Regions from separate parts of the Homo sapiens genome. Here region 2 is linked to region 1. A link is an interaction called in ENCODE POLR2A ChIA-PET data of the cell type or tissue named here. Cell type or tissue: PC-9. All regions are shown on one strand. Each heading gives the region's core, and the rest is flanking DNA. Links, peaks and the distances in the headings are about the cores only. Region 1 has its middle 11 kb from the start of TRS-GCT4-2. Region 2 holds the start of INAFM2 (InaF motif containing 2).

Evidence for each region. ChIA-PET counts read pairs that join two places held together with the same protein. Peaks named below come from ENCODE experiments on the same cell type or tissue, not always from the same donor. Only the 100,000 strongest peaks of a DNase experiment are listed, where the experiment ranks them.
Region 2: POLR2A ChIA-PET joins it to region 1 with 5 read pairs; 2 of 35 experiments call an interaction of 5 or more read pairs at or near these places.

What each region holds. Positions count from the first base shown.
Region 1 is chr15:40,574,989-40,591,326 of GRCh38, forward strand. No RefSeq gene overlaps it. Among named protein-coding and RNA genes, the nearest start is that of TRS-GCT4-2, 11 kb to the right of the region's middle. RefSeq lists an enhancer at 15,184-15,233. In PC-9, for the core only: no CTCF peak of the experiment used is centred there; a DNase peak (open chromatin) is centred at 8,053; H3K4me3 peaks cover 1,781 bases; H3K27ac peaks cover 672 bases.
Region 2 is chr15:40,321,347-40,337,684 of GRCh38, forward strand. It overlaps INAFM2 (InaF motif containing 2), which reads left to right and starts at 2,346. Exons shown (of 1, transcript NM_001301268.2): 1 at 2,346-5,369. The coding sequence starts at 2,710. The coding sequence ends at 3,171. It overlaps CCDC9B (coiled-coil domain containing 9B), which reads right to left. Exons shown (of 11, transcript NM_207380.3): 7 at 16,042-16,100; 8 at 15,414-15,467; 9 at 15,228-15,318; 10 at 14,438-14,480; 11 at 10,106-14,354. The coding sequence ends at 13,812. LOC112268152 (a long non-coding RNA gene) reads right to left here and starts at 2,297. Exons shown (of 3, transcript XR_002957721.2): 1 at 1,897-2,297. It also overlaps the pseudogene RNA5SP392. RefSeq lists enhancers at 1-23, 12,662-12,956, 15,258-15,776 and silencers at 2,034-2,403, 2,734-2,813, 2,824-3,053. In PC-9, for the core only: no CTCF peak of the experiment used is centred there; no DNase peak of the experiment used is centred there; H3K4me3 peaks cover 1,246 bases.

The sequences.
Region 1 (16,338 bases), core at 3,418-11,417:
TTATTCAACTTGTAGCATGTATCGGTACTTCATTCTTTTTTTATGGCAGAATAAGCTGTTGTATGGATATACCACGATTTGTCTATCTGTTCATCAGTTAATGGACATTTGGGTTGTTTCCACCATTTCATTATTGTGGATAGTGCTGCTGTGAACATTAAATATGTTTTCAGTTCTTTTGGGTATATACCTCACAGTGGAATTGCTGGGTCATATGGTAATTCTATGTTTAAATGTTTGAGAATCCACCAAACTTTTCCACAGCAGCTGAACCATTTTATATTGCCACCAGCAAGCATAGGGTTTCAATTTCTCTACATCTTCACCAACATTTGTTTTGTTTTGATTATAGTCATCCTAGTAGGAGTGAAGTGGCATCTCATTCTGGGTTGTTAGTCTTTTTGTTGTGGAGTGTAAGTGTTCTTTATATATTCTGGATGTGAGAGTCTTAGCAAAAAGACTAACAGCCCAACTTAAAAATGGGCAAAGGATTGGAATAGACATTTTTCCAAAGAAGATATACAAATGACCAGCTAACATATGAAAAAAAAAAAAGCTGAACATTATTAGTTATCAGGGAATGCAAATCAAAACTGTGGCATTAGTATAAGAATAGACATAGAGTGATGGAATAAAATCAAGAGTCAAGAAATAAACCCATCCATCTAAGGTCAATTGGTTTTTGACAAAAGTGCTAAGACTGTTCAGTGGGGAGAGAATAGTCTTAAACAAATGTGTTTTTTCTTAAACAGTTCGTGCTGGGAAAACTGGGTATTCACATAAAAAAGAAAAAAGTTAGACCCCTACCTCATACACAAAAATTAACTGAAAATAGGCCAAGGACAATGGCTTACACCTACAATCCCAACACTTTGGGAGGCCGAGGCAGGAGGATCCCTTGAGGCCAGAAGTTTGAGAACACCCTGGGCAACATAGCAAGACCTTATCTCTACAATAAATAAATAAATCAGCTGCGTGCGATGATGTACGCCTGTAGCCCTAGGTACTCGGAAGGCTGAGGCAAAAGGATTAGTTGAGCCCAGGAAAAGTCTTAGAAGAAAATATTGGGGTAAATCTTCAAGACCTTAAATTTGGCAATGGGTTCTTAGATACAACACCAAAATAATAATCAATGAAATACAAAATAAATAAATTGCACTTTATCAAAATAAGGACTTTTGCGAATCAAAAGACACTATCAAAAAAGTGAAAAGACAGCCTACAGGATGGGAGGAAATTCCAGAAGAGGAATAGTTGGGTATATGGTAATACTAATTTATATTTTTGGAAGAGCCTCCATACTGTTTTTCATAGTGGTTGCAGCATTTTACAATCCTACAAACTGCACAAGGGTCCGATTTCTTCACATCCTCACTAACACGTGTCATTTTTTTCATTTTTTGATAGTGTCCATCCTAATGGATGTGAGATTATATCTCATTGTGGTTTTAATGTACATTTCTCTGATGATTACTGAGAACATCTTTTCATATGCTTGTTGGCAATTTTTATATCATCTTTGGAGAAATGTCTATCCAAGTTCTTTGCTCATTTTTTGATTTACAATTGTCTTTCAGTATCCATGCATGATTGGTTCTAGGATACCTCCACCTTCATCCCAAGATACCAAAATTCACAGATGCTTAAGTCTCATATAAAATGACATATTATTTGCATATAAACGTCCTCTCGTACACTTTAAATCATCTCTAGTTTACTTACTATACATAGTAAATGCTATATAAATAGCTGTTATACTGTGCTGTTTAGGGAATAATAAGGAAAAAAAGTCTGTACATGTTCAGTACAGATGCAACCATCCATTTTTTTTTCCAAATGTTTTCAATCTAGGATTTGTTGAGTCCACAGATTCAGAATCTATGGACATGGAGGGCCAACCATATTTGATTTTTTTGTTGTTGAGCTGCAGGAGCCCTTTATGTATTCTAGGTATTAACTCATTATCAGATACATGCTTAGCACATATTTTCTCTTATTCCATAGGTTGCCTTTTCACTTTCTTGATTGTGTTCTTTGATGCACAGAAGTTTTAAAGTTTAATACAGTCCCATTTGTCTGTTTTTTGTTTTTATTTATTTTATTTTATTTTATTTTATTTTATTTTATTTTATTTTATTTTATTTTATTTTTTTGAGACAGAATCTCATTCTGTCGCCCAGGCTGGAGTGTGGTGGCACAATCTCGGCTCACTGCAACCTCCACCTCCCGGGCTCAAGCATTTCTCCTTCCTCAGCCTCCCGAGTAGCTGGGACTACAGGCACACGCCACCACACCTGGCTAATTTTTGTATTTTTAATAGAGATGGGGTTTCACCACGTTGGCCAGGCTGGTCTTGATCTCCGGACCTCAAGTGATCCACCCACCTTGGCCACCCAAAGTGCTGGGATTATAGGCGTGAGCCACCATGCCCGGCCAGAATTGTTTTCTTAATTTCATGTTTAATTATTTATTCATTGGTAGTCTATAGAAATATGACCGATTTTTGGCTGGGGGCGGTGGCTCATGCCTGTAATCCCAGTACTCTGGGAGGCCAGTCGGGGGATGGATCACCTGAGGTCAGGAGTTTGAGACCAGCCTGGCCAACATGGCGAAACTTCACCTTTACTAAAACTACAAAAATTAGCCGGGTGTGGTGGCATGCGCCTGTAGTCCCAGCTACTTGGGAGGCTGAGGCAGGAGTAACACTTGAACCCAGGAGGCAGAGGTTGCAGTGAGCCAAGATGGTGCCACTGCACTCCAGCCTGGGTGACAGAGTGAGACACCGTCTCAAAAAAAAAAAAAAAATATGACTGACTTACGTATGTTGATTTTGTACTCTGCAATTCTGCTGAATTTATTAGCTTTTTTTGTGGATTCTTTAGGGATATATATTATCTAATACACAAATTATACTATATATTATATTTATATATATATATATAATCCATGTCATCTGCAAATAGAGATAATGTTACTTCTTCCTTCCCCATTTGGATACCTTTTGTTTCTTTTTCTTGTCTAATTGCTATGGATAGAACTTCCAGTACAATGTTGAATAGAAATAGCATAGGGAAAGTGGGTCTCCTTGTCTTGCTCCTTATCTTAGGCGGATAGTTTTCAGTCTTTCACCATTGTGTGTGATGTTACCTCTGGGCTTTTCATAAATGCCCTTTACCATACTGAGGATGTTCTTGCCCTGCATTTTTTTTTCTTTTTCTTTTCTTTTTTTTTTTTTTTTTTGAGGTGGAGTCTCGCTCTTTCACCCAGGCCAGAGTGCAGTGGCGTGATCTTGGCTCACTGCAAGCTCTGCCTCCTGGGTTCATGCCATTCTCCTGCCTCAGCCTCCCGAGTAGCTGGGACTACAGGTGCCTGCTACTGCGCCCAGCTAATTTTTTGTATTTTTAGTAGAGACAGGGTTTCACCGTGTTAGCCAGGATGGTCTCGATCTCCTGACCTCGTGATCTGCCTGCCTTGGCCTCCCAAAGTGCTGGGATTACAGGCGTGAGCCACTGCGCCCGGCCTTTTTTCTCTTTTTGAGACAGAGTCTCGCTCTGTCGCAAAGCCTGGAGTGCAGTGGCACTGTGTCGGCTCACTACAACCTCCGTCTCCTGGATTCAAGCAATTCTTCTGCCTCAGCCTCCTGAGTAGCTGGGATTACAGGCGCCCACCACCACATCCAGCTAATTTTTGTGTTTTTTAGTAGAGACTGGGTTTCCCAATGTTGGCCAGGCTGGTCTTGAACTCCTGACCTCAGCTGATCCACCCACCTTGGCCTCCCAAATTGCTGGGATTACAGGCCTGAGCCACCGCGCCTGGCCCTTGCCCTGCATTTCTGCTTGTTTCTTGCCCTGCATTTCTGCCTGGACAGCCCTTTGACTTCTGCTCAGGCAGAAACCTTTTCTTTCCTGTTCCTTCTGTTGTACACCTGTCATGTATTTCCTATTTCGTTGGAGTACTCATAAAGAGAACCATGGATTTTTGTTTTCAGGTAACTTCATGGTGAATAACAAAGGCTTATTCATACCGAATCCATTGCCTTTGACCAGAACATATGGAGCAGAAGTAGTGTAGGCGGGGAAAGCAATTGTGTTTATATTCTTTTAGTGGTTCATATTGGTCGTTAACCACCTACTATATGCCAAACATTATTTATTGCTGGGATACAGAGATGAATGGCTGGCCCCTGCCCTGTTAGAACACACATGATGAAATGTGCAAGTACAAAGGGAACCAGTGGAAATATGATATAATTCTGTCTGGAAGTACTAGCATAGATTTCCCAGAGAAAGAGGCATTTAACAGTGAGTTAGAATTTGCCTACTAGAGATATAAGAGGATTCCAGATAGAGGGACAATTTGAGAGAAGGTGGTCATATTCTAGAACTCGAAAAGACAGAGGAGGAGACACCCAAGGAGAGCGTTTAACCCTGGGGCTCTAGTATATGTCTCCCTATCACTTACTATTGAAGCCTTTTTTTTTTTAAATTTGAGACGGAGTCTTGCTCTGTTACCAGGCTGGAGTGCAGTGGCGCAATCTCAGCTCACCGCAACCTCCGCCTCCCGAGTTCAAGCAATTCTCCTGCCTCAGTCTCCCGAGTAGCTGGGACTACAGGTGCACACCACGCCCAGCTAATTTTTGTATTTTTAGTAGAGACAGGGTTTCACCATGTTGGTCAGGCTGGTCTCAAACTCCCGACCTCAGGTGATCCGCCCACCTCGGCCTCCCAAAGTGTTGGGATTACAGGCGCCGGCCACCGCACCTGGCCTATTGAAGCCTTTCAGTGGCTTGTATATCACACCAGTGATAGGGGATTCTCATGAATCTGAGTATTTGCTCAGCTTCAAGAAAACCCTATCTCCATTCCATGAGCCAGCCAACTCTCCTTATCACTGAGACCCTCCATAACTCAGGAGCTGTGGGGTCCTAGGACTGGGAAGAATGAGATATCCAATAAAATGAATTCATATGGCAGATATTTGAGAGCCAACTATGTGCTGGATTCACACTAGGCTCTGGGTATATAATGGTGAGTAAGACAGATAAGGTCTCCACTCTTATGAAGTATACAGTCCGAATGTCCAGCACAATGTGGGAAAGTAAACAGTAAACAATGTGGTAAATGTTCTGTGTGACAGGAGAAGGAGGGAGGCACACCTAGTGTGATTCCTTCCAGGATCCCAGGGTTCTGAATGGGAGCATTAGCATTTGCCCATTTTCCATCTCACCTCTTAAGTTCTGAATTTTACCCTCTCTAGTGCTGTTTATCCTATTCTCATTATTTCAGAGGTTCTTGAGCTAGAGACACATGGATGGGCTTGAGAGGATCCCTGGATCTCTTGAAATTTTATGTAAAATTTGGTATATGTGTATACTTTTCTGAGGAGAGTCTATATATTAATTTCTCAACAGATCTTTTAAAGCTGCGTTGTCCAATGCTAGCAACATATGGCTATTTAATTAAAATTAAATAAAATTTAAAATGCATGGGAAGCCGAGGCGGGTGGATCACTTGAGTCTTGGAGTTCGAGACCAGCCTGGCCAATATGGTAAAACCCTGTCTCTATGAAAAATACAAAAATTAGCCAGCCATGGTTGCATGTGCCTGTAATCCCAGCTACTCAGGAGGCTGAGGCAGGAGAATCACTTGAAGCCAGGAGGTGGAGGTTGCAGTGAGCTGAGATCGTGCCACTGCACTCCAGTCTGGGCAACTGAGTGAGACTCTGTCTCATAAAATAAAATGCAGGCCGGGCATGGTGACACATGCCTGTAATCGCAGCACTTTAGGAGACTGAGGCAGGTGGAATGCCTCAGCTCAGGAGTTCGAAACCAGCATAGGCAACATGGTGAAACCCTGTCTCTACTAAAAATACAAAAAATTCACTGGGCATGGTGGCGGGTGCCTGTAATCCCAGCTACTTGGGAGGCTGAGGCAGGCAAATCTCTGGAACCCAGGAGGCAGAGGTTGCCGTAAGCTGAGATCGTGCCACTGCACTCCAGCCTGGGCTACAGAGCAAGACTCTGTCTCAAAAAAAATAAAAATAAAAATAAGCCAGGTGCGGAGCCTCACGCCTGTAATCCCAGCACTTTGGGAGGCCGAGGCGGGTGGATCACAAGGTCAGGAGTTCAAGACCAGCCTGGCCAAGAGGATGAAATCTGGTCTCTACTAAAAATACAAAAATTAGCTGGGCGTGGTGGCAGGTGCCTGTAATCCCAGCTACTCGGGAGGTTGTGGCAGAGAATTGCTTGAACCCGGGAGACAGAGGTTGCAGTGAGCTGAGATCGTGCCACTGCACTCCAGCCTGGGGACAGAGTGAGACTCCGTCTCAAAATAAATAAAAATAAAAATGAAACAAAATGCAGTTTTTCTGCTGTATTTGCCCCATTCCCAGTGTTCAAAGCCACTTGGTCTAGTGACCACCATATTGGACAGCACAGACATAGAATAGTTCCATCACCTAGCAAAGTTCTATTGGGTGCCATTGCTTCAAAGGATCTCTACACAAAACAAGAGTTCCTAACTACAATTACTCCACTAGTCTGCAGATGCCTAAAAAGCAGGGTGTGTGTGTGTGTGTGTGTGCATGTGTGTTCTTCTATCTTGCACATACTAATCAAGCAATTGGTCTCTCTGTGTTAATTAAATGCTGTGCTAGGTGCTAGTGTGTCCGTTCCTTCGGGTGGGTTCTTGGTCTCCCTAACTTCAAGAATGAAGCCACAGACCTTCGGGTGAGTGTTACAGCTCTCAAAGGTGGCACGGACCCAAAGAGTGAGCAGCAGCAAGACTTATTGTGAAGAGCGAAAGAATACAGCTTCCACAGCATGGAAGGGGACCCCAGTGGATTGCTGCTGCTGGCTTTTGGAGGGGGTGGGGGTGGCCAGCTTTTATTCCCTTATTTGTCCCTGCCCATGTCTTGCCGATTGGTCCATTTTACAGAGTGCTGATTGGTCCATTTTACAGAGTGCTGATTGGTGCATTTACAATACTTTAGCTAGACACAGAGGGCTGATTGGTGCATTTTTACAGAGTGCTGATTGGTGCATTCACAATCCTTTAGCTAGACACAGAGCGCTGATTGGTGCATTTTTACAGAGGGCTGATAGGTGTGTTTACAATCTTCTAGCTAGACAGAAAAGTTCTCCAAGTCCCCACTGACCCAGGAAGTCCTGCTGACTTCACCTCTCACTGGAATGTTAATACAAAACCTGTGACAAAAGTACTACCTATAAGGAGCCCAGGTTGAATCTAGTTGTCCTTTGCTATGCTGAACAGTTGGCTGTTCTTGAATGTGTTTTTTATCCTTATAAAATGGTATCCTTTTGGCTGGGTGCAGTGGCTCATGCCTATAATCCTAGCACTTTGGGAGGCCAAGGCGGGCAGATCGCCTGAGCTCAGGAGTTCCAGACTAGCTTGGGCAACACGGTGAAACCCTGTATCTACTAAAATACAAAATAAATTAGCTGGGCGTGGCAGCGTGCGCCTGTTGTCCCAGCTACTCAGGAGGCTGAGGCAGGAGAATTGCTTGAATCCGGGAGGCAGAGGTTGCAGTGAGCCGAGATCGCGCCACTGCACTCCAGCCTGGGCGAGAGAGCAAGACTCTGGCTCTACAGAAAAAAAAAAAAAGTATCCTTTTAAAACTTTTATTATAGCCCCCTTCCCTCACCCCTGCTCTGGAGGTAACCACTATTAATAACTAAGGGGTCCCAAAGGGGTGGGGGTGAGGCAGAACAAGGTCTGGAGGCAGGGAACCTAAGGCCATTTCACACTGACTTCCTAGAACTAAATTGATAGGAAAGCCCTAACTGTCCACTCCTAATAACAAAAGGACCAGAGGTTACTCCCTTTGCAAACCCCCAACTTTTCTGCCCCGCAGATGGGAAATTGAAAGTACCTCTGATTGGTTGCTTTTTGCAATCGATCAGATGTTTCCATGGGACTGTGACCTTTGTAACATCACTTCAGCCTCCGATTGGTTGTTGTCTGCAACCAATCAAACTGATTGCTGGCCAAGTCTTCCTTTGCATAGAAGTGCAACTTTGTAACTTCAGTTTAGCCTCTGATTGGTTGCCTTTGCAACCATGAGGTGAACACCAAGTGGCCAACGGGAAACCTCTAGGGGCTATTTGGACCCGAGAAGATTCTGTATTGGGGGCCCTTGAGCCACTGCTTGGCCCACTGCCACACTGTGGAGTGTACTTTCATTTTCAATAAATCCCTGCCTTCATTTCGTTCCTTTCGTTGCTTCATTCTTTCCTTGCGTTGCTGTGCATTTTGTCCTATTCTTTGTTCAAAATGCCAAGAACCTGGACAACTTGCAGTCAAGACCCTCTAGCGGTAATGGGGAGGGGGGAAAATAATGATAAAAATAAAGGGTTCTCCTGCCTGTTTTCTATTCATAGATACAAAAATCTATATGTATTTCCTTTAATAAAAATAAAAATGAGATCATGCCATGCAAATTGTTCTGTAACTTGATTTTTTGGATTTTTTTTTTTTTTTTTTTTGCGACGGAGTCTCTGCCACCCAGGCTGGAGTGCAGTGGCGCAATCTTGGCTCACTGCAACTTCCGCCTCCTGGGTTCAAGCAATTCTCCTGCCTCAGCCTCCGGAGTAGCTGGGACTACAGGCACACGCCGCCACGCCCGGCTAATTTTTTTTTTGTATTTTTAGTACAGACGGGGTTTCACCATATTGGCCAGGCTGGTCTCCAACTCCTGACCTCGTGATCTGCCCGCCTCAGTCTCCCAAAGTGCTGGGATTACAGGCGTGAGCCACGGTGCCCAGCCTTGATTTTTTTTTTTTTTTTTTTTTTGAGACGGAGTCTCGCTCTGTCGCCCCAGTCTGGAGTGCAGTGGCGCGATCTCAGCTCACGGCAAGCTCCGCCTCCCGGGTTCACGCCATTCTCCTGCCTCAGCCTCTCGGAGTAGGTGGGACTACAGGCGCCCGCCACCACCCCCGGCTAATTTTTTTTTTTTTTTTTTTTTAGTAGAGACGGGGTTTCACCGTGGTCTCGATCTCCTGACCTCGTGATCCGCCCGCCTCGGCCTCCCAAAGTGCTGGGATTACAAGCGTGAGCCACCGCGCCCAGCCGATTTTTTTTTTTATAGCTGCATTGTGTTCCATTGTACTACAATCTATCTTCTGTTGCTGGAATTTTAGGTGTTTGCAGTTTTTCACTATTCTCAGGCCATAGTAAACATCCTTATATACCCTTCCACACTTGTAGCATAGTTTCTACAGGACAGTTTTTTAGTGTAATTATGGGGTCAATGGCTTTAAATATAAATAGGTAATAGGAAACTGCCCTCCAAAAAGATTATACCAATTTTCATTCTGTCCAGTCATGTGAGAGGCTGAGGCAGCTGAATGCAGCAACTGAAAATGCAGCTGGTCCAGCAGCTGCATTTTTCAAAGTTGGCATTGTTTCCAGTCAGGGTTGGAACCATGGGTTTCCCTGAATGTCTGTATCTTTTCACGGATGACCTAGACTTGCTTGAGTCAATCTTGCTTCCAAAGACTTTAGAGAAAATGGACTGATTTCAAAGCCTTTTCGAGGTTTGGATGATTGATCCTCAAGACTCACATATTCTAGAACATAGGATTATTGAAAACCAAAGACAGAAGCAGAACAGCCATGGAATGTGACCAGTTTTTAGTTGGGTAAGTTTACTGTGGTCCTGACGAGGTATCATCACCAAAGGCACTCATTCTGCTTAGAACACTGTCTTGTACATGGTGAACAATATTGTCTATGATTATGATTTTTGTTTTCTTCCCCTCCAAGTCCTCTGTCATCCTCTTCTTTTCATTTGAAGCTTGTCCACGTTTTCAAAACTGCAACATTTTTGTCAACCATTAACTAGGTGAAAACAGTTAAGAATTGCCTACTAAAGTTGAACACACACATAACCAATGACTCTACTTCTAGCTATCTACCTACAGAAACACTTGTACATGTGCCCCAAGAGACATATAAAAACAGTCACAGCAGTGTTCTTGCAGCAAAAGACTGGAGATAACAAAAATATCCATCAATAAGAGAATGGATACCTAATTGTATGTTCAGATAATTGCAAACTAATCAGCAGTGAAAATGAACGAATTATACGGATAAAACAGTGTCCAGTGACAGAAGTTACAGATGAATACGTTATATAAAATGAATACATTATATAAAATTAAAAAACAGACAAAACATATTTAAGACTACAAATATGTATAAATATGTATATTTGGTAAGAAAAACAAGAGAATGATTAACATGAAATTCAGAAAAGTTGTTATCTTTGCCAGACACGGTGGCTCACGCCTGTAATCCCAGCACTTTGGGAGGCCAAGGCAGGTGGATCACGAGGTCAGGAGATCGAGACCATCTTGGCTAACACGGTGAAACCCCGTCTCTACTACAAATACAAAAAATTAGCCAGGCGTGGTGACATGCACCGCAATCCCAGCTTCTCGGGAGGCTGAGGCAGGAGAATCGCATGAACCCGGGAGGCGGAGTTTGCAGTGAGCCGAGATCGCGCCACTGCACTCCAGCCGGGGGCGACAGAGTGTGACTCCGTCTCAAACAAACAAACAAACAAACAAACAAAAAGTAGTTACCTTTTTTTTTTTTGGAAATGGAGTCTCACTCTGTCTCCCTGGCTGGAGTGCAGTGGCGGGATCTTGGCTCACTGCAACCTCCGCCTCCCAGGTTCAAGCGATTCTCCTGCCTCAGCCTCCCGAGTAGCTGGGATTATAGGCGCCCGCCACCACGCCTGGCTAATTTTTTGTATTTTTTTTTTTTTTAGTAGAGACAGGGTTTCACCATATTGGTGAGGCTGGTCTCAAACTCCTGACCTCGTGGTCTGCCTGCCTCATCCTCACAAAGTGCTGAGATTACAGGCGTGAGCCACTGTGCCCGGCCAAAGTAGTTATCTTTTTGGTGGGAGGATGCCTCCAGGAAGGGACACACAGGAAGCATCAAAGGTGCTAGTAATCTGCCACCTGCCAAGAGGGTAGGAAAAAAAAATTAAAATAATTAAAAATCATTTTTTAAAAAAGAAACAAAGGGGCTGGTAATGTTCTATTTCTCAAGCTGGGTGGTGTATATACAGCATTGCTGTTTTTTTCTTTCTTTCTTTCTTTCTTTTTTTTTTCGGAGACAAGGTCCTGCTCTGTTGCCCAGGCTGGATTGCAGTGGCACGATCATGGCTCACTGTACTCTCGACCTCCCAGGTTCAAGTGATCCTCCCACTTCAGCCTCCTGAGTAGCTGGGACCGCAGCACACACCAGCACACCCAGCTAATTTTTGCATTTTTGGTAGAGACAGGGTTTTGCCATGTTTCCCAGGCCTGTCTGGAACTCTTGGGCTCAAGTGATTCACCCATTTGAGCCTCTTGAGTAGCTGAGAATATGGGTGCATACCACCACACCTGGCTAATTTTTAATATTTTGTAGAGACAGAGTCTCACTGTGTTACCTAGGCTGGTCTCGAACTACTGGCCTCAAGCGATCGTCCCCAACCTTGGCCTCCCAAAGTGCTGGGATTACATGTGTGAGCCACTGCACCTGGCCTTATTATTGTTATTTTTAAACTGTACATGCATATTACATTACGTATGTATGTATTGTATAATTGTGTAATACTATCAAGATAAAACTTTTAAACAACAAATATTAAAATATCTCACCTCTTTTTTTTAACATTTGGTTATCTCTGAAATAGTGACTCTCCTCTTTCAGTCCCACTGCACAACTCTTTAAGATCCATTTGACCTTCACACAGCTGGTGGGTGCTACTCCAAAGTGCCTAGACCATGGGTTGTTTTCACCAGTGGTGGAAAGATAACACCATACACCTAGTATTTTGGAGACTATAATGGTAAGCAATAATTAATAATTTGCAAAAATGGGCCAGGCGCTTGGTGGCTCACACCTATAATCCCAGCACTTTGGGAGGCTGAGGTGGGCGGATCATGAGGTCAGGAGATCGAGACCATCCTGGCTAACACGGTAAAAGCCTGTCTCTACTAAAAATACAAAAAAAAAATTAGCCAGGCATGGTGGCGGGCGCCTGTAGTCCACCTACTAGGGAGGCTGAGGCAGGAGAATGGCATGAACCCAGGAGGTGGAGCTTGCAGTGAGCTGAGATAGCGCCAGTGCACTCCAGCCTGGGCGACAGAGCAAGACTCCGTTTCAAAAATAATAATAATAATAATTTGCAAAAATGACTAACTGCTTTAATTTGCCTTAGCAGATTCAAATACAACTTCTCCATCATAAAAGAACTGAGGGATCTAAAAGCAGTTCATGGCTTTGGAATTCTAGACCCCGCATGCTCTCCGACACAAAGAGCCCAAGAACTTGCATCTTCTATCTCTTCATTACCAAGACATCTAGACAAAAGGTTCTTGAAAATGTTTTAGTAATTCAAGTAAATAATAAGTGATGCAATTATTCTGGTTCTTTTTTCTTTCCAACATTCCAAATGTTGAAGTTAAAGTAGGTTAGGAATTTTAAAAGGAAAGCTTTATATCTGATCTAAATGCCAAATCTTCCAGAATCACAACTGAAGCAAAATTGCAAGGATTAGTCATTTTATAAGCCAAGATATGCCAGAAACTGCCAGTAAACTACAGAAGCTAGATGAGAGATATGAAATAGATTCTCCCTCACACCCCTCCTAAGGAACCAACCCTGTTGACACCTTGATCTCAGACTTTAGCCTCCAGAACTGGGAGACAATAAATTTTTGTTGTTTAAGCAAAATTTTTTGGGTTTTTCTGAGACAGCCTGTCACCCAGGCTGGAGTACGGTAGCATGATCAAGGCTCACTGCAACCTGGAACTCCTGGGTTCAAATGATCCTCCTGCCTCAGCCTCCCGAGTAGCTGGGCCCACAAGTGTGCACACCCATGCCTGGCTAATTTTTTTTTTTTTTTTTTTTGAGGTAGAGTCTCACTCTGTTTCCCAGGCTGGAGTACAGTGGCACAATCTCGGCTCACTGCAACCTCCATCTCCTGGGTTTAAGTGATACTCCTGCCTCAGCCTCCTGGGTAGCTGGAGTTACAGGTGCATGCCACCATGCCTGGCTAATTTTTGTATTTTTAGTAGAGATGGGTTTTTTTGCCACATTGGCCAGGCTGGTCTCGAACTCCTGACCTCAGGTGATCTGCCTGCCTTGGCCTCCCAAAGTGCTGGGATTACAGGCGTGAACCACCGTGCCCAGCCGCCTGGCTAATTTTTTTAATTTTAATTTCATTTTTTGTAGAGACAGGGTCTCACTGTATTACCCAGGCTGGTCTCGACCTCTTGGCCTCAAGCAGAACTTCTGCCTTGGCCTGTCAACATGCTGGGATTACAGGCATAAGCCATGGCACCTGGCCTCAAAAAAGAATTTTAAAGCCTTGCATCTTGGGCTGAAATAAAGGCCACCTCTGATACCTCCTAGGTTATATAAAAAATGACTACTGACAGTCATTGAAAGGAGAGTTGATTGGAAGTGATCCTTTCAGTGAGTTCCCAGAAACTGACATTAAGGAACTATTTCAGTTTTTTAAAGCTAAAAAATCAAAACAAAAACAAAACATTTTTTCAGATGTCAAGTTTCTGTGTTATTCAATAATTTAAAAATCAGAATTCTAGACCAGGCACGGTGGCTCACACCTGTAATTCCAGCACTTTGGGAGGCTGAGCGGGGCAGATCACCTGAGGTCAGGAGTTTGAGACTAGCCTAGCCAACATGATGAAACTCCATCTCTACTAAAAATATAAAAATTAGCTGGGTGTGGTGTGGCGCGCACCTGTAATCCCAGCTACTCAGGAAGCTGAGATGAGAGAATCGCTTGAACCTGGGTGGCGGAGGTTGCAGTGAGCCAAGGTCGCGCTACTGCACTCCAGCCTGAGTGACAGAGTGAGACTCTGTCTCACAAAAAAAAAAAAAGGAAAAAAGAAAACGATCAGATAAACAACTGGCTAACTATCCATCACTACCTCAGCTTGGGATATACCATAAAGTGTTATTCCCTATTTCCCTGAGTCTTTGGCATTTACTCATTCATCTTGGCTTTCCTAGACAATGTTACTAAAACTGGATTTCCGTTTTGCTCTACTGATCTTCAATATGAAAATGTTATTTAGTTTTCAGTTCACTAGACATTCCTAGAAGTTGTTGTAGTATTTTCACACGATAGAGTACATCTCAGGGAATGATTTTAGAAAAGAAAAACGTTTTGGGTCGGTGTTGTAGACTCAGAGCAGAATGCATGGATTCACTATGGAACCTCTCCAGACCCTGTCATCACTGTGTTCCCAGAGATGGTTCTCCAGTGGGAGAACCTAATGGTAAGGAACAAATTGACTTCACTTCTGTCATTGCCTGCCTCTCAAAACCAGTCTTTGCAAGTCTTGGAGCCTGAGGTCTGGGTTTTTCTTGCAAGAGTTAAGAAATAAACTTTAGATGTGTCAAAAAAAAAAAAAAAAGCCAAACCGAACAAACAAAAACAAAGCATTGATTTCAATTCTTCCTTCAGAGCTATGTCATATAAGGGCTGCTGCTGACACACACAGCCTGTCTGGGCTGTGGACCAGTTTATTATTTCATAATAAACATTGGCCATTGATTCCCAGAGAACCTCATTTTCAAAAGAGGGAATTGGTCCTCTTAAAGCTGGCCCCAGATAATGAAGACGCATTGCCTAACACTCCAATAGTAAAAGAGCTGGAATATCTTGGTAAGATATTTATGCAACAGTCCTTTGCTGTGGTCTTCCAGAGGTTGAGGTGTCCTGCAATAGTTGAGGATAGTACTTGCAAGGAAGAACGTTGGTGTTGGTAGAGAACGGTTTCTTTGAGCTGTGGTTTGTTGAAGAATTTGGGGAGTTAATGGAGATCTCTGTAGACGAGAGCATCCATCTCGGTAGACGAGAGCATCCATCCCTGTAGATAAGAGCATCTTGTCCGAGTCTTGCAGTTGCAGCTGCTCCAGTAGATGGCGCCTCTAACTCTTTTCCTGTCAGCTTCTTACAAGCTTCTCTTTCCGTTTCTAATTGAAGTATTTCTTTTTCTTTCCCTTGACTTTTTTTTTTTTTTTTTTTTTTTTGAGACGGAGTCTCGCTGTGTCGCCCAGGCTGGAGTGCAGTGGACCGATCACGCCTCACCGCAGCCTCAACCTCCGGGGCTCAAGCGATCCTCCCACCTCAGCCTCGCAGGACTACGGGCGCTAGCGACCACACCAGCCTCTTTCTTTCTTTCTTTCTTTTTTCTTTCTTGTCTTTCTTTCTTTCTTATTTTCTTTTTCTTTCTCTTTCTTTCTGTCTTTCTTTTTCTCTCTCTTTCCTTCTTTCTTGAGACAGATTCTCCCTATGTTGCTTGGGCTGGTCTCGAACTCCGGGACTCAAGCAATCCTCCCACCTCAGCCTTCCAGAGTGCTGGAATTACAGGTGTGAGCCACTGTACTCAGCCTAAAAAAGTGAGTTTTCAACTCACAATTTTTTTCTTTTTTTTCCTCTATATTCTGCCAGTACATTTCATTTTCATAACTTATACAGCTGAAGATTTTCCTTTGAAAAAATAATCTTCCCAGCCCATGCAGCACGCCGTCCCATCCAGCATGGCCAACATGGTGATGTTGCGGGACAATCAAAAGATGGGAGAGACCGAACAGAGTGAGTTCAGGAAAGGTCTTTATTAAAAGGTGGTCACTTGGCCCAGTAGGACTAGCCTCCAGGAAAGTCTGAGCCCCAGACAAAGAAAGTAGCCACGTTTTACGCAGTCAGTGGCCGGGAGCAACGTGATGCAGGAAGGGTACTTACAGAAGCGAGAACAAAGACAGTTGATCAGTCTTTTACATTTATCTATACTACACGTTCCACATCCCTGGGAAACCATGTTTCTGTACCAACCTTATAACTTTGCAGCTGCCCTAGGGAGGGGAAGCAGGAACTCGCTGAGCCTCAAGGAATGTGAAACTAGCAAGTACAGATAAGGCTCGCCGAGCACAGAAGGAAAAGCAGGCAGTTAGTATTCTTCTCTAACTTGGCCGGGGGTCTTCTCTAACTTGGCTGGGGGCGGGGCGGGGGGGAGGTGGCTACACTACACTTAGCTTTTGAAGGAAAAAGTAAAAATTTTCGGTTGTCTTTGATTATACTTGTAAAATTCATGAATTCCTTCTTCAGTGAAACCCAGTCTCTCTTAAAAATACAAAAATTAACAGGGCGTGGTGGCACACACCTGTAATCCCAGCTACTTGGAAGGCTGAGGCAGGAGAACTGCTTGAACCTGGGAGGTGAAGGTTGCGGTGAGCGGAGATAGTGCCACTGCACTCCAGCCTGGGCGACAGAGCGAGACCCTGTCTC
Region 2 (16,338 bases), core at 2,837-10,836, 250 kb before region 1:
TAAGAACCAAGCAAGAAGAAAGGCATTTAATTTGCAACAGAAATATGGAGAAGCAATATGGAGTGCATTCACGAAAGGGGACTGAAGGAAGCTTTGTATTGGCCTCAACCTGGAATCTTTAAGAATAATTCATCATGGAATAATTGTATGATATGTCCTGCCAGGAAGGCCCTAGAGCAGGGGAGAGAAGAGAGGACAACTTCCAGAGACAATTCAAGAATTGTTTTTTTTTTTTTTTTTGAGACGGAGTCTGGCTCTGTTGCCCAGGCTGGAGTGCAGTGGCGCCATCTTGGCTCACTGCAAGCTCCGCCTCCCGGGTTCACGCCATTCTCCTGCCTCAGCCTCCCGAGTAGCTGGGACTACGAGTAGCTGGGACTACAGGCACCTGCCAACACGCCCTGCTAATTTTTTTGTATTTTTAGTAGAGACGGGGTTTCACCATGTTAGCCAGGATGGTCTCAATCTCCTGACCTCGTGATCCGCCCGCCTCGGCCTCCCAAAGCTGGGATTATAGGCGTGAGCCACCGCACCCGGCGACAATTCAGGAATTTTAAGTCAACAGGCTGCCCTGGCTGACCTAGGAGCAGGGTGGAGGAGTGAGTTATTTCTTCCCCATCAACCCACAAAAGGCCATAAACACTCCACACTACCAATATCCTTGAAATTTCTCAGAAAGTAAAAAAAACAGCTTTTTCCTTGAAATAGCATCTGGCTAGCCATTACTAGTGGCAGCCCCACACCTGGGCCTGGATCAGGAATGAGACTGAGGCTGGGTTAGAGGCCTGTGGTTCCAGCAGTCCACTAGCACACTCAGTTCTGGTAGCCACTTGACTTCTGTGCTGCTGAGGTGGGCAAGGCAGCTGTTTTGGGAGGGCTTCCTCGTGTGTGTGTGTGTGTGTGTGTGTGTGTGTGTGTGTGTGTGTAAGGGGGGTCCTCTGGAAGCCAAAGATTCCTGGAGGAGGGGGGGAAGTGAGAAGGGCAGAGGGGATCCTGCCCCACAGGGTAGAAGCCAGGTCAGGCTCACACTTGCAGGGGCTTGAGGGAGGGTTCACCCACAGAACCCCATCAGAACCACAGTTCTGTTCCCCAACACACGCCCAGACAAGTCTCCCTCACTCATTCAGACACCCAGGCAGTCCATATGCCCAGTTCTGGGAACACAGGAAGTAGCATCCAAGGAGGAGGGAACCAGAATTCTGGAAAGCCTTATAGAGAGGGAATGGGGAGGAGAGAAGGCAGGGAGAGCAGAGAGCGGAAGGAGGGGGAGGGCACAAGTAAAGCCGCAAGGGAGAGTCTGAGCATGAAGGGTTGTTAGCACCTAGGGGGTCCAAAGACCAGGCACAGAGCCCACTGCCTGGCGCCTGGCCTGGAGCCAAAGAAGACAAACCTCACATGGGAAAGTGGGGAGGGGACAACCGCCCAAGCCTTGAGGTCTGGAGGGGATCTGAGAGTGAAAACGCTCTAGGAGTCCTGAGAGTTAAACTCCTCAGGTTCAGTGCAGCTCCTTGGGTCCAAATCCAGGCCAAAACCAGGAATTGGAAGACCCAAAAAGCGGGACCAGCGACCTGCGGCGAACTTTGGGACTAAGGTGGCAAGCGAGTCTGGAGAACAGCTCAGTCCGTGGCTCTGTCCCGGAGGCTCAGGGTTGGCGGGGTGAGGCGGGCTGGGGTACGCAATTGCGACGACTTCAGTAGAGCTCCGAAGCCCAGCCTGGACTGGGTGGAAGGAACACAACCAGCTGCGGCCCCAGTGAGCGCTCCAGGTGCCAGAACCGCCTACCCCTGGCGTCAACCAGGTTCTTTAGCTGTGAATGGGCCTGGGAGACCCACCCAGGGGGTACGCGGTGCGGGGAGCAAGCTGAGAGCTGGAACGTGGTATCTTCCCTATCCCTCTTACCGTCCCCTCCCAGAGGATAAACCTAGGCCTGGAGTCCGAAGCCCAGGCTGCTATTCCACCTGTCACTTCGGAGCCTCGGGGCGGAGCGGGGAGGCGCCAGAGTTGACAGCTCGCGCTCCGACCGCCCCCTTCTAGCTCCGCACTCCGCCTCGCACAACGCCGTTCCCCCTTTTAAAGAAGTGCCCGGGGCTCCACTCTACGCCGCGCCAGCCCACCAGGGGTCGCGGTGACGTCGCCCGTTTAAGAGCCAGCCTCCCTTAACTCTCTCTTAACGGGGCGTCCCGGCGGGGCTCGCGGCTCCCGGCAGCCGCCGCCTCCCCTCGCGGCACTTCCGGACCCCGGCGTCGCCCTTTTAAGGGGCAGCCCCCAGCAGCGCTCTCCCCGCCCCCTGTTGCCGGCGCGCGAGGCGGGGGAGCCGGGCTGGAGCGGAGCGCGCGGTCCGCGCGGCCACTGGAGACCAGGCGGCCGGCGGCCGGGCAGGCGGCGGCGGAGCGCGCGGCGGCGTGGCGGCGGATGGGGACGCGGAGCCGGGCGGCTGTGGCGGCTGTGGCGGCTGTGGCTGTGGCGGCGGCGGGGAAGCAGCTGACGGGCCGGCGGCGGCGGCGGCGCTGGCGGCGGTGACTGGTCCAGGCCCCGGCGGCGGCTGCAGCAACGCGGTGGCGGGCTGCGGGCGGGCGGCGTGAGGAGCGGCGGCGGAGCGCGGGGCCGCCGGGAACCGAGGGCGCCGGGCCGCCCCCTGCCCAGTCCTTGCAGGCCGCCAGGCCCCCTCCAGCCGGGGCCGTGGAGCACCGGGGCAAAGGCCGGGGCCCCCCCATGAAGGAGCGCGACGCGGCCCCGGCCGAGCGGGGCAAGCCGGCCACCTACACCGGGGACAAGAAGGCGAAGATGGCGGCCAAGACCAACAAGAAGTGGGTCCGGCTCGCCACCGTGTTCGCCTACGTGCTCTCCGTGTCGCTGGCCGCCATCGTGCTCGCCGTCTACTACAGCCTCATCTGGCAGCCGGTGGGCGCCGGGACCTCGGGGGGAGCCGCTGGCCCGCCCCCCGGCGGCTCCAACGCCACTGGCCCGTCTGGGACTTCGGGGGCGGCGGCGGCGGGGCCCAACACCACTGGGTCGTCCCGCCGCGAGGCGCCGCGCGACGTTCCCCCACTGCAGGCGGCGCGACCGGCGCCTCCGGAGCCCCCTGCGGACAGCCCCCCGGCCGGGCCGCTCGAGCGGCCTCGGGGGCCGGACGAGGACGAAGAGGAAACGGCGGCGGCGCCCGGGAGTCGTTGAAGCCCTCCGCGCTGGGGGCCGCCGGGAACCATTCTCCCCAAGCCCAGAGGCAGGACTTCGCAGCAGGATGGGGTGGAGAGCCCGCGGGAGTGACCCCCACGAGAGTGAACGCCCCTCACACTCCCACCATCGCCGGCTGGCCCCGGAGCGGGAGGCCCGCAGCCAGATCTTCAGCCAAGGGACCACGATTCGCCGGGGGGCTGGGGGTTTGCTGCCCAGGACCGTGCTGCACCAGGGCCCTGAGCCGTAGGGGGATGGGGGGAGGGGTGGGGAGATCCCGGCACCAAACCCTTCTGCGCCGCTCGCTCTGGTGTATCCTACATGCAGGGGTGACTGGGGCTTTCCCCCAAGACTCAGGGGAAGGATGGAGCTGTAGGGGCTCTTTTTAAGTAAGCTGAAGCTCTCGAAAGGAGGAGGGCACCAAAAGTAGTGGAGCTCAGGTACGTCAACCTAGTTGCAGTGGCCAGAGATGCATTAAATTTCTAGATCCCTGTATATAGTTGTTGACATATGCACTAGAAGCTATAATCACATAGAATTCTATGTATATCCTCCCACACCCTGGGTAGCTACTGACTGAAGGGGTCAAGCAAGGGCTATTTGCTGTCCCCCAAAAAGTACACCTGGCCAGAAGGGCACAAACACGGCTTCTTAAATCACTCACTTTCTCCTGTTCCCCTCCTGTTTCTGAAATATAAGTTTATGACGTTCTTTCACAAAAGAGTATAATCATTCTTAGACTGTTGACATGGCTGTGGAAAGCCTTAGGAGAAGTAGAAACAATTTAGGGAGGGTGGGGAATGTACTCATCCCCTCTTCTTTCCATCCTAGTGCCCCCACCAAAGAGGCTTCTTGTTGCAGCCCTCAGTATCTGGATATGGGCCAGGGAGGAAGGAAGGGAAAGAGCAATGCTGCTGTGCTTCAATCCTGGCCTTCCCCTCACAGAATTCTTTTAGGAAGAGCAAGCTTTTGTAAGTAGAGTGGCAAGTGTTTTTATCTTTTTTTTTTTCCTGCTCCTCAAAATGTTGTCTTGTTCCGGCAATCACTTTTGCCTTCCCTCTTTCCTGAGCCTGTAGTGACAAAGCCCGGCGATTTGGGATGAAATCTGTTGTAACACCAGAGCTTTGATTACACATCCTCTGGTTTTGAGTTATTCTACAGAATCAGAAAGGCTGGAAGGTGGGCTTCACACTCAGGATTGTGCTTTGAGAACCAGCTAATAGACCAGCCGAGGGAAGGTTGAATTGGCTGTCTTTACTTTTCCCGATAAGCCCTACTTAAATGCAGCCTGTAATTGTATAAAGGAGATGAGAAACATCAAGAGAAATGACATACATGTAGCTCTGGGGTAGCAAGAACTAGACTTCCTCAATTTGGATTCCATTTCCTTCTGCCATTTGCTTTTAGGCAATTGAGTGTGGGTAGTGATGAGATATCAAATCCCTTAGTGTTTCCATTTTGGGAAATGAGGCACTATTTTTTTTTTTAAAAGACAACTTACCCACCTGAGTCCTGAAACAGTTTGTCTCTCCAGTTTTCTGGCCTATACTCTAGTTAGCTCTGATCCAAGTTTACAGGACAACAGCCTTGCTTTAAGCCATGTCCTGTTGTGGGCACGATAATAGCAACTGAGCTGTCACAGCCTACCAGCAGGCTGGTAACACCTCCAGGGTCTCTTGGCTAGAGCAGATTTCTTAGCAGCTGACTAGGACTTCAGTCATTGGGAAGCCTATGAGGCCTTTACATTTTTGGTGTGAGATGGGGAAGAAACATAAAATGCCACTTTACAACTTCAATAATAGCCTGTAATTTATATTTACTGTGTGAATTTTTAGTCCTATATTTTAATAATTTGTAAATTGATCTCTTATTCCAAGAATCCTTTGAACTTGTAGAACATCTGGGAGTCCACTTCCCTGTCCTCTTCCTGATCCCTGCTTTCTGGACTGTTTAAATCCTCTTTGGGATGGATCAGAGAGTCTAGAGAGGCCACTCATAGGTCCAGCTGCTGGCCTCCTGACTCTCCAAAGCCTTCACTGGAATTGGGACATTTGCTCCAGCCCTAGCTGTGAACATGACCAGAGACATTATTTATAATTCAGCCATTTAAGATATACCTGTACTCAAAAAGTCCTGTATATTTTTAAAAAGTTTTATTTTTCAGGTGAACAAAAATACATCCTAAGAACTCTGCCTAAGCCTGTGTAAGTTGATCATTTCTCTTACTGTGCTTCGTGGGGACGGAGTAGAGGTTGGAAGAGTAAGTGGTCTGAGGTGTGATGGATGGATGGTGATGAATAGGTTGAGGAGGAAAAAGCAATTGCCCTGCTGTTCTCAGTGCCTGATGGCTTGAATGAATTGATTAGCGAAGGGCGGCAGAATCCATCTTAGTCGGGAAGCAATCCCGGGGTGGAAGAACAGTGATCTCTAGCTCAGCCACCTTTTGCCAACCTTAAACAGGCTGAGAAAAAGTTGTGCTTTACCAGAGCAGATGCCTAGCTGACAAAGCTAAGGGACCAGTAAGCATGAATATTAAGATTTACTGCAAACATTTAGCTGGCTAAGCACTGAGGTGAGGATAAGCTGCCTGATAGCATCACTGTCCTCACCTTTCAACCATTGGCCTCTAGATAACTCAAGAAGTGCTAACACCAGAAAGGCAAGTGTACATCTGTGGTGCTTGGTCAGAGCTTTGTCTACCATGGAGGAGGTAAATGGCTGAGAGGTTTAGGTTGCTTCAAAGGTGAGGTTTTTTTCTTCCCTTCAAGCAAACAAAAAAGACATGTGGGTGAAAGGCACAAATATAAGGGATTAGTTATGCTGCAAAATATATGGTAAGCAATTGAGCTCAGCTCATTATTAGACAATACTGCCCGGTACAAATCCGGAGTGAGAAGCCAGTGTTGGTGGGGCCCCCTGAGGCCTGCACTTCAGCAGAGCCGTTGGGGGGTAGCTACTGTTCTTTTACATTACCTTGTAGTCTGCAGGGAGGCATGGAAAAAGTCTGCCCTTCTTTTATTTCCCTCTTCAGCCTACACAATGGCTTTCTGAGAGAGGGCTTGGTAAGGTAGAGCAGAAGGGGAGTGAAAGAGTTTCCAAGGCTCTTTTGGTCGGCCCCTCCTTTTTGCAGACAGTGACATGTGGCTTCTACAGCTGCCCACGGCGGCTTCACATGTTGGGCACATACAGCAATATGTACAGTGGGAGCCTGCTAGCCGACGAGACAGGGCCTGGTTGGCTGAGGAGCAGTGGTCTGAATAGCTTTATTTCCAAGGGTTAGAAATCAGCTGCAAAATTGTCCATCAAGTTTTAAGCCAGGAAGGAGAGATCTGTGCAGAGGGGGTTACTTTCCTTCAAAGGCTTTGCACCGGGACTACCAGGACCCTTTCTAGGTGTTTGCTTATATTAGAAGTTAACGGTGTGCATTCATTTATTCCCTGACGGCCTGAACTTGAAGAAAGAGATAAGCCTGTTTTGAAAGTGAAGTTTTGGGGGGTGGAGGATCAGGGAAGGAACCCATTAGGCTGAGTTTGTGAGGGTATCTTCACTTTCCCCATTAATGTTAAGGTACAATGAAGTGTTTCTCTGAGGTTTTAAGCATAAGAAATATTTCTCTTCCTAACAGCCCTAGATTTCCACATGGTATGAGACCATGTTTTGGAAGCTTTTCTGTCTACCTTGTTTTTTCAGTTTTCACTGGGGAATTCTGAGATAGCGTGTTCTTTCGTGGAGTATTTATATCCTGTCTTGAAATGCTGAATGCATAGCATCTACTTGTTTCTACATGTTTCTTTAAGGAGAGCTGAAAGGTCAGGTCACAAGCTTTAGGACTACCACAGCTATGTAAAAGGGGTAATAATTGTCCTCTCTTTCCTGTCTACAGAGAATGGAGGTATTTCTGGAATTTCAGTTCAGTAACAAAAGGGCCACAGCTATACTTTTCGTTTTCCATCTCCCTCAGTGGAAGGAGAAACTGCAGTGGCTTTGCCTGTTTCTCATGACCAGTACTCACTCAGTGCCTGGCAGTGGGTACTCAGAATTTGTTGATCTCTGAGTTGATCAGCACCCAGTGGGTGCTGGGTGCTGATGGAATCAGCCTTAGTGTCATTGTGGTGTCCCTGTCATAATCTACTTGCATACCCGTATCCACAGCCCATAATCTGGTTCAAGGAGGTGGGTTGCTAAAGAAAACCCCTGCAAATCATAGCTGCACTGATCTCTCTAGCCTCAGTTTTTTTATTTCCAAGTTGAAGGACTCGGCCTTGGCCTTCCTGTTCTTTCCGGGTGCCGCAAGTCCACAGTGGTATTCCATATGGTGCTTAACGGACACACCATAGGATATGTGATCCATTCATTGTCTCCTAGGTCCCAGCCCTGCAGCCTCATGTTAAGCTATAAAAATATCTGCTCTGTCGACAGTTTTTTTGGTTACCTCTGTTTTACTTGCTGACATAGCCTGTGGTTTTCTGCTGCCAGAAAGCCTGTGTTATGCTTTTTGTCCCCTCCAGTAGCTAACTGAAAAAGCAAACAAACTTCTCTTTACCCCTCACCTAGACTCTACCAGGCTTTCCACCCTAAATGCAGAAATACCCAGCATGGGAGCCACCTGGTCAGTGCTCCTCACTGGATCCTGTGCCCCATTCAATTCTATAAACATTTGTTAAGCTACCACTAAAGGACCAGAAAATCACTCTCAAGGAATTTACAGTCATGCCCGCAAGTCTCCCCTTGTCAAACTATCCTGTTTTCTTAACTTCAGTATTCTGTTTTTGCAATAGCTTATCAGTTAAATAGCAATAAGATTTTAGCCAATATCCTTAGGGATATTTTCCACAAACCATTACCTTTAATTCAAGAACTTTAGTTTAGTTTAGGTCTTTATTTGGTGTCTACAGTGTGCTAAGTAAGCCTCAAAACTCCAAAAACCAACTTGTCCAAAAAAAAGCAATTGCATTGATTACCAAGGATTTCCTTTGACATACGTATACCTTTCTCTGCTACCTCAGTGTTCAGAGTCATTAGTTGAGGTCTCCCCACACTTGTGTCCTGGAGGCCCACCTGCTCCCTCAGCTCCTTGCTGGTATCCTGGATGGTGTAGAGTCACAGCAGTCAGGCTTAGAGGTATAGACAGCTCACGGCATCACAAGGCCCTGGGCAGGGAGACTGTGTGTTCTTGGGAGGGACCCCTGAACTGGAAGATGGGAAGCCTGGGGACTCAACAATGGCATTAGTTAAGGCCCTTGACCTCTCTCTTTTCTGCTAACCAAATGGGAATTCCTGAGAGCAAATGGAGGTTATAGATATGAAAGGGCTTTGAGATCTTGGGAGTAAAAGTACAACGTGTACACATGAAGTAATATATTTTCAAGGGAATGTCTGTCCCTTGGGCAATATGATGCACAGAAAGAAATGTGAAGGGGTAGGTGGTAAACATTACACCAGTGTCTAGACTAGCAGCATCAGCGTCACCCGGGAATGTGTTAGAACAATGACAGCTTAGGCCGCATCCCAGACCAACTGAAGAAGAAATTCAGAAAGCGAAGCCCGGCATTCTGTTTTAACCAGCCTTCCAGGTGATGCTGATGCACACTGAAGTCAGAACCACTGGCCCACCCTTTTCCTCTGATGCTGTAACTTAGGGGTAGGGTATTTCTGTTTTGACAGATGGTCATCGAGGTGCCTTTTGACCCTTTCTCTTGGTTAAAGACAGCAGTCCTGCTGGGGGAAGAGGAAATAGTGTCCCTAGTGCTTATAAGAAAAGGGAAAAAGGCTGCATTGTCCATTATTTTTGACAGTTGCCACAGAACTTGCCCTGGAGAGCTTGTTAAAAAGGAGGCAGCCCTGAACGAGTCCCCTCCCTCTCCCGCGAAGGTACTGCTGTGTTTGCCTCACCTCCTGCCCTGAGGCCTGCTGCTTCTTGAGCCAGTCCTTAAAAGGAGCAGTGGGTGCCACATTTGTTCTTTCTGGTGCCAGGTCTGTGCTATTTCACTTCCCCGGCGTCAAGTGGGTGCTTAATGAGCAGCTGTGACGTAAGGCCCAGCAGACTTGAGAGAAAGCAGCTGCAGTCCATGCTTTCTGCTGGCTGCTCTCCTTCCCTCTCCCAGCCTTGAGTTCTCCCACTTTGGTGGGGTTGTGGTCAACCCCTGTCAACCCTTCCTCATGAGCCCTGATAACCCTTGCTCAGAGATGTGTGTGGGGTGTGTGGACATGGATAAGTGACTCAAGATGGAAGTGACATGGTGTCTAGTTCTATTCCCTTGGCCCCTCCCCTTGATTTAGTCCCTAAAATAAGAAAATGTGGCTGTATTAGGATTTTTGACAGTTCCTTCTTGTTTTGGGGGGTGAGTGCGATCTTTTCCTGTTGTTCTCGTCCCTGACAGGGTCGGGGCTGGAGGTGACTGTGGTGCAACCTTCCAAACTTGTGCCTTGTTAGATAAGCTAAGCTCTCCTGCTTCCAAGGATCCCCAGTTCCTGTCCCTTGACCATAGCAAACGCTAGTCATGCTGCTCCTTTGGGTGACAAAACAACTCTGGGACACACAGAGCAAACTCCTCAAGGGGGTTTGTTTCTGGGGAAAATAAGCAGAAAACTGTGATGTGAGTGTGAGATTGCTATTGAGGTAGACAGAAGAGAGGAGGAACCCCTGTGAGCTGCAAGCGCAGCGCAGCGTGCAGGGTGAAGGGGGGTAAGTGTGATGGAGCCAGTAGGGGAGGTCAAAGAACACTCCTTGGTAAAGCAGGGGCACTGCTCGAGGCTGAGACTCCACTGGACCCCCATGGGACTGAAGGAAGCTCACCTGGTGGGCCGGATAATCTTTACAGACGGTTCCTTGTTTCTCTGAAAGTGCATTGAGTGCCCCCACCCCCCGCCCCTCCAGCAAAGATGAGGCTAGAAGAGAAGGTAAGGAAAAGATAGAAAACAAAGTAGACAGAGATCACACCAAATCGCTACTTCATTTATTCAACAAGTATTTACTGAGTGCCTTCTGTGTGCCACGCTACTGTTAAGACAGAGTCCAACTCCAACTGCGGGCAGGTATGTTTTCCATACTCTCCCCATCCAGGTACTAACCAGGCCTGACCCTGCTTAGCTTACGAGATTAGGCACGTTCAGGGTGGTATGGCCGTAGACTATTTTGGATACCCTTATCTTTAATTTTCTCAGCAACCCTTCAAAACAGGTATCACAAGCCTCATTTTGCAGATAAGGAGACTGAGGCTTTTAGAGGCTAAAATTGACCCAGGTCACCCGGCTGACAGATGGCAGGCCTAGGGTTCTGATTCAGTCCATTGGATTCCAAGGCCTGTGCTTGTTCCACCCGGCCACACTGCCTGTCATCAAAACACATGTCTTTCTTGCAGGCTGGTCTATTGCATTTCCGTCCCGCCATCTGTCAAAAATGGGCCTGGGACGGAGAGGCCTCTGCCTATTCTGCCCTCCTTGTTTCGAGACCTTAGGTAAAGCCAGCATCTCCCTACCAGCTCCTCCCTCCTCCTGTGTGCCCTCCTTTTTCCAGGCCCCCAGCCCTGTGCCTGGGCTCCTGGCAGCTGTGTTTCATGAAGACCCTCCACCTTTGAAGAGCAGTCTTTTCTGTTGGTTGGAGAAGAGAAAGACACCCAAAAGGAAGGCTCCCAGCCAGGCCTTTAAACAAAGGAGCCAGGAAGAGGTAGAACCAGCTTCCCATGATGCCAAGCTCTGTGGAGGGGTGTCTTATTGCGCCTCCCTCCCACTCCATGGCTGCTTCCATCCTACAGCAGGAGGGGTGGCAACCATCCGGACTGATAGCCGGGGGTTACCACCATAACTACCACTTCCTTATCTTGAAGAAGAGCTCTCCTTTTTTGAAAAGAGCTCAATGTTACCTGCCTACACTACCATCTTCCTGCAATGAAGAGGTCCTGTGCCAGTCTCTGTTCCCTCCAATGTCTATAACTCCTGTGATATTCCTCCTCCTGACATCCTTCTGGACGTCATCCATGGAGACAAGCCCTACTTCCCCACAGCCCTTCTGCCCAGCCTTCTCTCCTGCTTCAGTCCCATTGTGAGGGCTGAACCCGAGCTCTGCCTGCTTCCTACATCCTCATTCCAGGGTCAGACGAGCCTGGCATATGCCCCTTCGTGGAGGCGCAGCTGTACAGTTGGCAGCACTGGGTTGGGGAGCAGACTGTGAATCTTATAATTCAGATTCTTGATCACAATCATTTTTGGAGACATCTGCCTGATGTCTCCAAAATCTAAGGGCTTTGCCTGAACCTCCTCTACCCCTAGCCCCGTCCTTTGGGAGTCATGGATTCCTAGGCCAGTGTCACACTCCAAAGCCATGTTCTTGTGACTAGAAGGCAAGAGAAAAACTTGAGCTTGGAGTCTTTGCCCTGGCATAGGTGTGTCTCACATACATAGGAATGTTTCCAAGCCTTTCCAAAATTCCTCTGATCAACCCCACACCAAATGCCTCTGCCCCCTTCACTCCATCCCATCCCTGACCAGCTCTCCCACTGCACTACTAGAAGTTGACACCACCCACTCACTGCCTTCCAAAGCATCTTCCCCAAGTCTCCCACCCAACTCTGCAGCCAGGAAGCCCCCACCACCTGACAGGGGTAGCACTCCCCCATCCCCTACATAGCCAGCCACCAACCTTTAGAGTCTAGAGTCTGTCTTCACCCCCAGCCCTTCATATATTCTAGTCCAAACCCTTAACTACTCAAAACCATGGTCCAGGAACCAGCATGGGCTTCACCTGAAGCCTCTTAGAAATACGAATTCTCGGCCAGGTGTGGTGGCTCATGCCTGTAATCCCAGCAGTTTAGGAGGCCAAGGCGAGCAGATTGCTTGAGCCCAGGAGTTGGAGACCAGCCTGGGCAACATGGTGAAACCCTGCCTCTACAAAAAATACAAAAATTAGCCAGGTGTGGTGGCACACCTGTAGTCCCGGCTACTCAAGAGGTTGATGTGAGAGGATCGCCTGAGCCTGGAGGGTTCGAGGCTGCAGTGAGCCATGATTGTGCCACTGCACTCCAGCCTAGGTGATAACAGCAGGACCCTAACTAAAAAAAAAAAAAAAAAAAAAAGACGAACTCTCAGGCCCTCCCCAGACCATTAGAATCTGCATGACTCTTCAGTTAAAGTATGAGAGACACTTCTCAAAACAGTCTGGTCTGCTAAAGAGATGCCCCTCACCTTCCTGAATAGAGGGGTGGGGTGGAGTTGAGAGCCAGTGAGGAAGGCTGAGCTGGGACCCCACAGTTTAGGCTTCACATTGGGCAGTGGAGAAATCCCAGGGTGATCTGGACTCTCCCTAGAGCCCCACAGCCTTCAGCAGAGAGCAGCAGCCATGGCAGGACCAGAAGGAGGGGGCAGAGGGGACCATGCGGTGAGGTCCACACTAGGGCTCAGGAGCAGAAGGCACACATAACAAGAAAGAAGGGCACTTGCTTCTGCCAGGCAGAGGTGGGAGGGTCCCCTGGGGCTCCTACCGCCATCCTGCCCCCAGCCCTGTAGGGCACCTGTGGCCCAGAACAGCTCCCGCCCAGAACAGCCCAGATCTGCCGGATGACTGGCTTTCTTCCCTCCCTCCTGCTGGCAGTCTCCGTCGCCTACCGGCTGGATTACTGGTAGTGGGTGCTCAGGAAATGTTTGTTGAACTGAGAGGAAGCCACAGCTTGTGCGGAGTCCGGATAATTCAGCAGACGTGGGCCTCAGGGGAGGGGCGGGGATGGAGGCTTAGTAGGAAAGACAAGTCCTGATGTCATACTTAGCTGGAAGTTGTTTCTCTGTCTGTGGAGTAGCTGTCTGATTCTTGCCTTGGCCTGGCCCTGGTGCTAGTGCAGGACGGTGGGGAAAGAGGAAGTGGAAAGAGCAGGAAATGACCCTGGGCTGCAGGGCCAGGCCCTTGCCTACATTCAGGGTGCACGTGATGTCTGACCTGGGTGTGGGGGCCTGGGAGTAAGCTCTCCCATCCTGCTGTGGGAAGAGGAGGTTGTCGCTCCCCATCCCAACCCATTTCAGAGAGGAGGACTTTCCAGAGATCCTCCTTTTCACCAAGAAGACGTGAGCTCTACTCTTCTTTGCCCAGGCCAGACCCTGCCAGCTGTGTGGCCTCTCCTCCTCCAGGCCTCAGCCACCACTCAGGAGAGGCAGGAGGCTGGCGCATGGTTACTGGGATTCCCCTGGTTGGGCATCCTGGGAATCTGGGACTGGGGGAATCCAGCCCAGGCAAGAGGTGAAAGCCTGCAGCTGGAGAGGGAGGCCAGGCCCTGGGGGGGTGACGGGGAGCCAGGAGAGCCAGGTGCTGGGTGCCACCAAGCCTTGTTCTCTCATCATAGTGGAGAAGGCTTGTGGCCTGGGCAGCAGTAGGCCCAGGTCAGGGTGCACCAGCCTCAGATGCCAGATACTAGTACAGGAATACACCAGGGGCTGTGCCCGTGCGTGAAAACACACATGTGCACAGAGATGAGCGTGTGAGGTGCAGGGAGGCCACTCCTTGCCCTCACAAGGTCGCCATGCTGGAGAGTTTGCCACACTGCTCAGTGACAATGGCGCAAGCCACCGGCAACCACATGGCCATCACGCGGAGGGCCTTTAACAGAGTGATTCCCTTTTCCTCTCCCCGGGGACTCCCCAGCTCCCAGGAGCTGTGTTCAGCATCTTCCTGCCGGGCCAGGGCGCCCTGTCCTGCGCCTCACACCTGCTGTGCCTCTCGACCTTTGGCTGCCTCCTCTCGTGGGCCGGCTTCTCGGGGCCAGGCCCTGCTGGGCCCCAGACTTGCCAGACCTGTCTTCTCCGGGCTCTGGGAGCCCTGCTCCTCTCTGTGGCTCAGGGCAAGTCTGTACTTCCAGCTCAGCCTGGTGATTGCTCCACCCCAGGGGCTGCTGCTTAGAGCCCTCTGGCCAAGACACAGGGCTCTCCTGGGCCCCAGGCCTCAGACCGAGCACACACCCGCTCTCCCTGGGCCCAGGGATGCCAGCCCCTCCTAGGGAGAGGTCAAGAGGAGCCAAGTCAGGCTCCTGTGGAGAGCAGGGGACTGAGCTGGCTGTGGAAGCCACTGACTCCCCCTTCGGCCCCTCTGGGGATGCCAGGGCTGGGCTGGCTGCAGGGGCGCTCCCCAGTCGGCCCTGCTCCATCCCGCTCTGCTTCTGGGCTTGCTCCTCCTCACTGGGAGTCTCTCTGGTGCTTTGGCTTCCCTGAAACAAGAGAATAGCCCCGGTGGCTGATGAATCCAGGGCTCGCGTCCCCAGCCTGCCCCATCCTATACCCAAGTACCTACCTCCTGACCTTCCAGCTCCTCCTTGTCTTCCTTCATATCCCACCTGTAGAAACACAGCTCATGGCACGCCCCACCCCACTTCACTCCAGAGCCATGTCCCCCTGCCTGAATAGAGGGGTGGGGTGGAGTTGAGAGCCAGTGAGGAAGGCTGAGCTGGGACCCCATGGTTTAGGCCTCACACTGAGCAGTGGAGAAATCCCAGGGGTGACCCAGACTCTCCCTAGAGCCCCATAGCCCTCAGCAGAGAGGAGCAGCCATGGCAGGACCAGAGAGGAGGGGCCTCCACCTCCTCTGGGCCTCCATCTCCTTGCCAAAGAAACTCCTGGCAGAAGCCAAAGCCCAAGGGTCTCAGACTGGGATCAGAGCCAGAATGTGGCTCCAGGATGCTTCCCCCACCAAGCCTGACCTTGTTCCCTAAATCCAACTATTTCCTCTGAATACCACGCACTCTGGGCCCATCCTGGGTCCCCAGCTGCTGTTTATGGCCAAACTTGCAGCACCTTGAGTTCTGTGGGGACTCCAGGCATGTCCCCGCCTGCAATGCCTGGGAAAGGCATACCTCATTTCCCAGGGGAAGGGAGCTGCTGTAATTACCACCAGCCTCCCCGGGCACCAGGCTCTCGCTGCAGCCTCTGCTAATGGCCTCTCCCAGCATCTCATTAACCTGCCAGGCAGCAGTCAGCCAGGAGGCAGGGGCCCCAGGGATGGAGCTGGCACCTGGGCCTGTACTGGTCCAGGAAATTGGGACACCCACATGCCCGTCTTGATTTTGTCCCCTGCCACCTGTTACCTTCGGGCCCTGCCAGTCAGCCTCTCCTTGCCCCGGGCTTTGCTGCCTGTGGCTGGTGCCACCGAGGGTCTGCTGGCTTGCCCGCCCCGACCTGCAAGAGATGGTCGGCCAAGGAGAGAAGAGGCCCATAGCAGCCGGCTCCATCTTTAGCTGACGAGACCTGGCCCCTCCTCCTCCCCAACTCACCTTTTCCATCAGGGAGCAATGGTGGGGGCTGTAGTTTCTGGTGGCTCCTGGGACCTGCGGGGGACAAAAGAAGTGGGGAAAGGTGGGGTGACAAAGGATCCAAAACAGGAACACCAGTTCTTCCAGCCTCAGGAAGCTGTCAGTCCTCGGGGCCAGTCGTGGGTTTTGCCTCCCCAAAAGCGCCCTCGCCTGGGGGTCAGGAGAATAGGGTCCTGTGCTAGCTTTGCCACTCCATGGCTAGGTGTCTGGCCCCAACTCTCAGGCCACAGCTTCTTTATATATAAAACAAGGGGACCAGAACTCCACAGAGCTGTTTCTACAGTAGGTCTGGGGAAGGACCACCAGGACTTTCACCCTTTAGGGACCTCAAAGAGACCCCGGGCCGGCTTCCACTGAGCCTCCTTCTGGGGCCTTCTGCTCAGAACCTGGACAAGAGCTGTGGGCTCAGAGGGGAGGATGGGAGGTCTTGGTGCCCTCCTCTGATAGTGAGGGAGAGGAAGGAAGATGTTCTCCAACGCTTCCTTTCAGCTCTGAAAATAAGAGACTAAGAGACAGAGAAAAGAGAGGACAAGGGGGTGAAAGATGAACAAAGCCAAGGAGGGGAGGGATGAGGTAGGTGTGGGCTCACCCCTTCTGCTGCCTGCCCTGGCCGGGCCTTCTCCCCTCAGCTGGCTGCAGTCCTGTAGCCTGTGTAGACAGAGGGAGTCAGGTTGCTGGTGCACAGAAGCTGCCGCGGGCCCCACCCTGACACCCCCCTCCCCGAAGCCCAGGCCCAGAATTGAAGGCAGCAGGGAGATGGTGGGCCCAAGAAAGATGGGAGACCCAGAGCCTTGAACCCTGGGCTCGACCAGAATGCCCAGCAAGGTCCTCTCAACCCCGAGGAGGGTCCCTGCAGCCCTCCCAGCAGTGCCCGAAGCCAGCTCCA